Linked DNA regions of Mus musculus: region 1 is linked to region 2. Evidence: chromatin loops called from intact Hi-C (ENCODE). Cell type or tissue: left cerebral cortex. All regions are shown on one strand. Each heading gives the region's core, and the rest is flanking DNA. Links, peaks and the distances in the headings are about the cores only. Region 1 overlaps Tshr (thyroid stimulating hormone receptor). Region 2 holds the start of Gtf2a1 (general transcription factor II A, 1).

Region 1 (4,393 bases), core at 83-4,082, 160 kb before region 2:
TGACCCAGTCCACAAGTCCGTAAGGGCACAATATGTCAACATGTGGAATCCTGGGACTTGGGGGGAAATAAATGTGGGACCATAACAAAATAGCACAATAGCCTAAGAGCCAAATTCATGTTCTGGTGTCAAAGCACGTTCATGGAGTGTTTTTATAATAACGGAGAGGAGGGAAAGGTCATGAAACAAGGCGCTTTTCAGATAACCTTTGTGGAAACCGAAGTGGCTACAGCAAAGTGGAAAAATCCTATGAGCTTTCCGTGTTGGCTGATGACTCGTAGTTTCTTGGTTGGCAGAACCTATGGTTTTGTTAATGTATCCCAAAAGGTTTGTATCTACTGGTTACAGGATGCTAGGGTCTGCCCAGTAGGCAAGGAATGGCTATTTAGTGGGTGTGGTGGTTGGAATGAGAATGTCCGTCACAGGCTCTGATATTTGAATACTTGGCCCCTCGGTGGTGGAACTGTTTGAGGAGGGGTAGAAAGTATGGCTTTCCTGGAAGACGTCTATCAGTGGGAACATGGTGTGAGGCTTCCAAGCCATGAGCCATTTTCGGTTCTTTCCCCTGCTTGCTCCTTATGATGGGAGCTCTCATTGGAATGCCCCAGCTGCCAGGCTTGCCTGCAGCTGAACCTCCCCCACGGTAATGGCGACAGACTCTTCTTACTCCTCTGGAACCATACCCCCAGATAAACCTTACCTTCTACAGGTTGCCTTGATTATGCTGTCTTATCACAGTAACAGAAAAGTAACTGTTACAGGGGCTAAGGCTATCCCTACATAAATTGCAATTAGGCTGCACTATTCACAACTCGCCACAGACACTGGGGTGAGAACCAGTTCACCCACCTCGCAAACATTTCCAACCTGAAGGTGCAGCCTCATTCACTCTGGGAGCTGCTGCTCTGCCTTCTCTCTGCTCTCCAAAGGATGTCATCGCATCCATACCACACAGCCAGATAACTGGGACCCTTCTCGCTCGGGCTAAGCAGTCTATATATAAATCAGACATTATCCATTTCCATTTCCCTGTGTAGGATGTTCTGCAGAGAAAGTAACATGATTTCCTGGAATGTCTATGTGCTTTGTGCAAGTCTTAAAAGGAAACGATCCCAAAACTCAGTTCCTTGTTGGTTCTGCTTGATTTGATCTAAATTCTTTATTTAAAAAATAGAGAATTCTATTCTAGTCTATTCTCCTTTAATATCCATCAGTTAAAAAAAAAATACTTTTTGTGCCCTTATAAATAACCTACATTCTATGCAAGAAGTTATAGTGTTCTGTTAAAAGGATCGAATTAAATAAAGACATCAGCAGAAATTGAATCAACAATTCTTGTTCCTGTCTGTGAAATGTCAATTAAATCCCAAGGCCCCAACAACAAACCCAGAAGCCTTATTTGAGCATTCTGATAGCCTTTGCTTTACCAATAAGCCACCTCTTTCCTCTGAGATTTGAATCACTTTTAAATGAATTATTGGGCTACATGATGACCTAGACTCCCAGGATTTATCACTGTTAATTTTCTACCTCTCTCTGACCATATCTTGTTAATTTGGAGAGCATCCCGCAGAGCTTTGCTCTGCCAAATGAAGCCTTCAACTAACCAGCAGAGGGAGCCCCAGAAGACGCCTCAGCTCCCCCAGTGTCTTCCTGGGTGCACCAGGAAGTCTCTGTGAATTCAGGTCTGCTCTCTGCAGGAAGAAGTGCTGTTCAAGTTGGAGGTAGAAAAGACCGATCTTTTAGATGGTGGTTTATTGACTTATTTAGTGCTTTGCTTAAGGCACTCTTTGTGCTGCCTATTCGCCAAGCGTGATTTCAGATAACTGGAGCTGAATGACCCAGAGAAAGAGCAGAAACAATGGACAGTCTGCTGACCTAACCATGCTTGCTTGCCTGCCCCACCTTGTGGTTTTTATACATTAAGAATACACAGTAGACACAGGCTCAAGGCCTTCATGAGCTTTGCTGGCTTCGGTCCACCGATGACGGCTCCTCTCCTCCGCTCTCACTGTTTGTTGTCCGGGTGCTCATCCAGAAAGAGCCCCACAAGAGACTTACTGGGGAAAGCCTGGGTTCTGTCTGCACACCAGTAGGAAACTAGTCTCTCGCCTAAGATCTTTTGAGAACGGAAAGTCTCTTTCGTACAAATTTCTCTTAACAGCTCAGTGGCTCTTGTTTTTCGAAACCCTAAATAAATTGATTCTATGGATCCATGGATGGTTAATGAGATGGGGAGAAAAAGAAAATAAGCTCTCTCCAAAACTGTTTAAGACAACACTGGTTTGTGGAGTGTCGAATTATTAAATTACCCAGTTTGTTTCTTCCACTGTAAAGATGCAGTAGTGATAGTAATCCTGGCTCCTGCCTCAGTCACTAATCTCTCTCCCCCCATCCCCTCCCCCTCCCCCTCTCCTTCCCCTTCCCCTGTCTTTCTTGCTCACTTGCTCCCTGGCTTGCTCTTGCTTTCTTACTCTCTCTGTGCATTTGTGTGTGTGTGTATGCATGTGTGTTTTTATGTGTGCATGCTTCTGTGTGGGTGTCTTTTGTGTCTGTGTGTGTATGTGTCTGTGTCCGTGTATGTATGTGTGAGTATATGTATGTATGTGTATTATGTACATGTGTGTATGTATGTGTGTCTGTGTGTGTATGTATGTGTATGTGTGTTTATGTGTGTGGTGTAGTTAATCCTCACATCAGCCCTTACTGGTAGGTTTCATTGTTCCCACCTACAGAGGAAGAAATAGAGGGCTTGGTGAAGAATTCAATCAAGGACACAAGCTAGAGAGAACTTTCTGACTCAAAAGCCGGTTCTCACCGGTTAAGAAAAATAACCCCATCTTGTAGGTATTTTGAACTGTACATGTCATTTAACCGTTACTGTCCCCACTTCCAAAGGTCCTGTGAGGTAAGCACGAATAGTAACTTCCCCTTCTCCCAACTCCTTTTTACCTCTTTAGCTCCTAATTTTAAAAGTTAGCTTGGGACTGAAAAGATCGCTTAGTGTTTAGGGGCATTCGCTGCTCTTGCTGAGGGCCTAGGTGCAGTTTCTGGAACCCACACGTGGTTTACAGCCATCTGGAACCGATACCTTCTTCTCACCTCTGAGGTCATCAGACATGCACAGAGTACGCAGACACACATGCAGGTAAACACTCCTACACATAGCATTTTTTTAAAAATCCTTTTATTAAAGATGAGAGAAACTAAAGCTCACAACATCAAATGAGGTTTTCTCTTTCTGTATAGAGTAGAGCTGAGACTGGGGTGGGGAGGGGCGATGTGATTGGCAGAGTCTGCTTTGTCACCTATAGGTGATGGGACTCATCTTTCTCCCCAACGCCTTAATCCCAACACAGCCATTTAAGCCCTGAGTTGTTTTGGTTTTTTGTTTGTTTGTTTGTTTGTTTGTTTGTTGTTTTGCTTTGTTTTTAAGAAATGAGAACAGCTACCGGAAGATCCAACAATACCTCTCCTGGGCATATACCCAGAAGATGTTCCAACTGGTAATAAGGACACATGTTCCACTATGTTCATAGCAGCCTTATTTATAATAGCCAGAAGCTGGAAAGAACCCAGATTTCCCTCAACAAAGGAATGGATACTGAAAGTGTGATACATTTACACAATGAAGTACTACTCAGCTATTAAAAAGAATGAATTTATGAAATTCTTGGGCAAATGCATGTATCTGGAGGATATCATCCTTAGTGAGGTAACCCAATCACAAAAGAAGTCACTTGATATGCACTCACTGATAAGTGGATATTAGCCCAGAAACTTAGAATACCCAAGATACAATTTGCAAAGCACAAGAAAATCAAGAAGAACGAAGACCAAAGTGTGGATACTTCATTCCTCCTTAGGCTAGGGAACAAAACACCCATGGAAGGAGTTACAGAGACAAAGTTTAGAGCTAAGACGAAAGGATGCACCATCCAGATACTAGCCCACCCAGGGATCCATCCCATAATCAGCCACCAAACCCAGACACTATTGCATATGCCAGCAAGATTTTGCTGAAAGGACCCTGATATAGCTATCTCAAGTGAGACTATGCCAGTGTCTGGCAAACACAGAAGTGGATGCACACAGTCATCTATAGGATAGAACACAGGGCCCCCAATATAGGAGCTAGAGAAAGTACCCAAGGAGCTAAAGGGGTCTGTAACCCTATAGGTGGAACAACAATATGAACTAACCAGTACCTCCAGAGCTCATGTCTCTAGCTGCATATGTATCAGAAGATGGCCTAGTCGGCCATCATTGGGAAGAGAGGCCCCTTGATCTTACAAACTTTATAAGCCCCAGTACAGGGGATGCCAGGGCCAAGAAGTAGGAGTGAGTGGGTAGGGGAGCAGGGCGGGGGTATAGGGAACTTTCGGGATAGCAT
Region 2 (4,393 bases), core at 189-4,188:
GCTGTAAGGCATTTTCTCAATTAGTGATCAAGGGGGAAAGGCCCCTTGTAGGTAGGACCATCTCTGGGCTGGTAGTCTTGGTTGTATAAGAGAGCAGGCTGAGCAAGCCAGGGGAAGCAAGCCAGTAAGAAACATCCCTCCATGGCCTCTGCATCAGCTCCTGCTTCCTGCCCTGTTTTGAGTTCCAGTCCTGACTTCCTTGGTGATAAACAGCAGTATGAAATTGTAAGCTGAATAAACCCTTTCCTCCCCAGCTTGTTTCTTGGTCATGATGTTTGTGCAGGAATAGAAACCCTGACTAAGACAGCCTACATGACTGTCTGTGCACCACTCGTGTGCTGACTAATGTCTGGAGACCAAAAGAGGGCGTCTCCTGGGACTGTACTTACAGACCATTGTGAGCCACCACGTGGGTGCTGTGAACCGGTCCCAGTCCCTCTGGAAGAACAGCCAGACTCTTAAGCACTGAGCCATGTCTCCAGTGCCCACACAAATGCCATTTTAAAAATCTAAGTATTTATTCATAAACCTAAGAAGAAAAACTAGCTCAGTGTTTAATATGTAAAAGGAGCATTTGGTGTACATAAAAGGATTTTACTCTAGTACTTACATTCTTTTATCAAGCATTTGTTCAATCGCTCCATCATAAACAAATTTTAGATTACAAATATAGGAATACAAAAAATTAAATACTATTACTGACATGTCAAGCAACTGGACCATAAAATACCACATGTGAACAAGTAAAACTATTATTAGGCATTTTGATAGGTATTCTCTATACTTAGTACACTTAATCCTAAGAACAACCACCCCATGAGTCTGTACTACCAATTCCTATCTTATAGGGAAGAAAGCTGAAATATAAGTTATCTACCTACCCAGTTAGAGGAAGTATAGAAGGGACAGTTGAGGTTTAAATCAATACCCTTCACTGCACTATACTGTCTCTCCTTAAAGTCAAACATTCATCCTATAGAAAAGTTCTTTATTACTGAACTATTCTTTTAAAAAGAGACAAACTCACAGTTTTTAGTTCCATCAGGACTTGTTCATCCACTCCGTCATCCAGAAAAATGTCTCGTACGTCATTAATAACATCTTCAATCACAGATCTATACAATTTAGGCTTTAAAGGAAAAATAAGATTCAATAAAAGACTGATTTCAAAATGTTATAGTAGGCTTTGAGAAATAATTAAATAATTATTAAATACAAGCCATTTGGCCAACTATCTAAAATTTATTTTAAATTGTGACTTTAATTAAAGATACTACAATCCTAAGCCAGGCTTATCACTCTGGAGGCAAAGACAGGAGGATATCAGAGTTCCAGGCCAGCCTGATCAATATACTGAGACACTGTAAACTAAATTTGACAATGACAGAAAACTGTAAGGCTGGGCAAAGTAGTTCATAAACCAAAGTTCTTTATGCACAGTCAACACAAATTCCAGTAATTTCCTTGATGGTGACCAAAATGTCTACCATCATGATTAATAACAGTTCATGGTCACTCCTGGTTCCTACTAGCCCTGCTTGATTTAACGCCTGTCCCATCTCACAGCCTTTCCAGGTCTTAGATGTTGGGGAACTTTTTGTTCACAAGTCGTCTCCTGGTCATACCCAGCAGTCTTATCAGCGTTTGATTATACAAAAGCTACCTTGGTTTTTTTCCCTGTCCTGGTCTACCTTCAGGCTACACCACTAAACTCTATACTGGCCATGTAATTTTAAATTAGTAGGATCAATTTCCAGCAAACCAGATGTTTTAATGTTTCTGAAATCAGTTACCCTAAAACCCTTTCCTTGGAGAGTCCAACACTTGAAGCAGGCAATGCCCTTCTCTGCTACTATGTAATTAATCATTCAGCAACCAGCCTACAACTTAACCCATTCAGAAGCGCCGTTGTTGAAGGAAAAAGGGAAATGCTAAATTCTAAACTTCACTGCAGCAGGCTTTTGTCTTTATGGCATACAAGGTCATTTAGATCTGTCCTTTTAAAACAGTATTCCAAACTCTGAAACTGGCGAATTAGAGACTGCATGTAGCATTAGCAAGTGATTAATAAAGGTTCCTTTTAGAAGATGCTAATTTTTAGGCACAATATTAGGTCACCTAGGTGGATTTTTATACTAGATACCATGCTAGCCACTGGTAAAATTAAAACCACCACTTAATCTTTAATTCTTAAAGCTCAGTTTAGGCTGTGCCTCTACACACACATCAAGCAATAGATTGTGAGCACAGATCTCACAGGGGAGAGTCAGTCACTATTTCTTTGAAAAGCTTCATGCCTTGGGTATTAAGAACACACCACCAAACTCAAGTCCTCCTCCGGAAACATTTAATGTACAACGCATTTTTTTTTTAAGCCGAGAATGTTGACCGTATCTCCTCCAAGGGGGCGGGTGGGGGGGAGGAAATCATTTTATCTGATCTAAAACGATTTAAAATGAAACTCTTATAAAGGGAAGGGAGAAAGAACAAAACGAGGCTGCAATTCTGGCCTACTTCCCACTACAAACAAAGGCAGTACACTCTAGCGGCCACAGCAAAACACTCGGGTCCGTGACAACAGCCTCCCGGCTCCGGAGCGAAATCTCGGCGTGAAAGGAGCCTAGAAATAAAATGAGCTCCGCACGCCGGCTCCTCTCGCCTCGGGAGCACGCACCTCCCAGCCCCGCGCTCAGCAGCTCTCACTATTTAAAGCCGGATCTGGTGTTTAAATGGAGAGGCGGTGACGTAGGCCTGAAAAGCACCTTCCCATCCTGGCAGAGTCTATATTAGAGAGCGGCAATGGCTCTATATAAACAGGGCAGCCAAAGGGAGGAGGACCACAAGGCGCAGGCACTGAAAAGCAGGGTAAGCGGCCGCAGCCATGATGGATCGACCCGAGTCGCCAACGGTATAGTGTCGGGCAGCCGCAGGCTGCTCTGCGGCGTTTGGGACCGGGCAAAATGAAAAAAAAAAATTTTTTTTAAAAATAAACAAACAAAAAAACAAATATTGTGCTTTATTGTCATAAAAAGAAATCAAGAGATGGGGTGGCCTAGTGATCACATTGCGTTGGTGACTCTTTTAAAAGGTTATTTTTATGTGACTGCTTTTTGCAAACCTACGTGATCGCAAGTAACCAAAAAAAAATTTTTTTTTGCTCCTTTTTAAAAAAGGGAGCAACGGGAAGAAGTAGGCAAATCTCGAGGCGAAAGCGGGGACTCTTGGGCCATTCATGTAGGCTTTGTTTGTTCTGGTGCTTAGGCTAGTCGAAGATACCGCGGGGGTTTTGCTTCCCCTTCGCCATTTTACCCACTGGGGAGGAACCGAGATAAGTGCTTTCCAACCTTCATAATTTTTTTGTCTTTTTTTTTTTCTTTCTTTCTTTCCTTTCGGAGGATTAGTAAAATCGGCCCCAAAGGAGGCTCTCCCAAAGCACCACCTCCGGAGAGCCCCCGAAGGCACGCCCGGCCTCGGCGGTATCCGAGAGGCTTCCCCAGACGCGGGGCTCGACCCGCAGCCGCTCGCTCGGGGACTGGCCGGGTCCGGGTCCCCGCGTGGGGCCATCGCCCGCCCGTCCGCGCCCCGGGGTCGGCAAGCCAGGGCCCCAACGGCCTGCGTGGCCCGCCCCGCGGCGCTCCCGGCCCCCGCCGCCCTCCTCCCGCCAGTCCTCGGCGTCCCCCCCGCCCGGCCAGGCCCGCGGCGGGCAGCGGCGGCGGTGGAGGGCGGAGGGGACCCGGTCGGGAGCGCCGCCTCGCCCGGGCCCGCCCCCGCCCGCCCGCCCGTCCGTCCGTCCGTCCCAGCCAGCCGTTGCCTGCCGCCGGAACCTTCGCAGCCCCCGCCGGCCACCGCACCACGTCCTTACCACGGTGTTTGTGTTTGCCGAGTTCGCCATTTCCACACACAACACAAACAAGAGGGAACGAGATAGAAAGAAAGGAAAAAAAAATTTAAAAAAAAAAAAAAAAAGAAAAAAAAAAAAAAACAACTGAGACCCGGAGGGTGACCCAAGTCACCCGCCAAGAGTGGGGCAAAAAAAAAAAAATCTCTCAACAAAACCGATCCAGAAGGAGTAAGAGGCGGGAGAGCAGGAGGAGGGGGGCACTCCTCCCGCAGCTAAAAACCTCGAGAATCGCCTAAAGAAAAAAGAAAAAATGGGGGAAAAAATTAGCCACGACCCCTTAGGGGGTTAGGGGGCGTCACCCGCTCCCCACTCGGCGCCGAGGAGGGAAACCAACACCGGTCACCGCTCCCCGCGCCACCGCTGCCGCCACCGGCTGCAGCTCCAGCCGTCCGGTCCGCCTGCTTCTCCCCTTTATATAGCGAGCCAACGAGCTGCGCGAGCCGCCGCCGCCGCCGCCGCCGAGAGACAGGGCGGAGGGAGGGAGGGGCGGAA

Evidence for each region. Peaks named below come from ENCODE experiments on the same cell type or tissue, not always from the same donor. Only the 100,000 strongest peaks of a DNase experiment are listed, where the experiment ranks them.
Region 1: it touches region 2 in a loop (8-fold over the local background); 2 of 42 quality-filtered maps call a loop at or near these places.

What each region holds. Positions count from the first base shown.
Region 1 is chr12:91,421,694-91,426,086 of GRCm38, forward strand. The region is part of intron 1 of Tshr (thyroid stimulating hormone receptor); the gene reads left to right. Among named protein-coding and RNA genes, the nearest start is that of Tshr, 23 kb to the left of the region's middle. In left cerebral cortex, for the core only: a CTCF peak has its summit at 1,610 (motif pointing right); a DNase peak (open chromatin) is centred at 1,631.
Region 2 is chr12:91,585,673-91,590,065 of GRCm38, forward strand. Gtf2a1 (general transcription factor II A, 1) reads right to left here and starts at 3,977. Exons shown (of 9, transcript NM_031391.2): 1 at 3,863-3,977; 2 at 1,028-1,129. The coding sequence starts at 3,892. In left cerebral cortex, for the core only: a CTCF peak has its summit at 2,572; DNase peaks (open chromatin) are centred at 351, 2,751, 3,445 and 3,888; H3K4me3 peaks cover 2,576 bases; H3K27ac peaks cover 1,997 bases.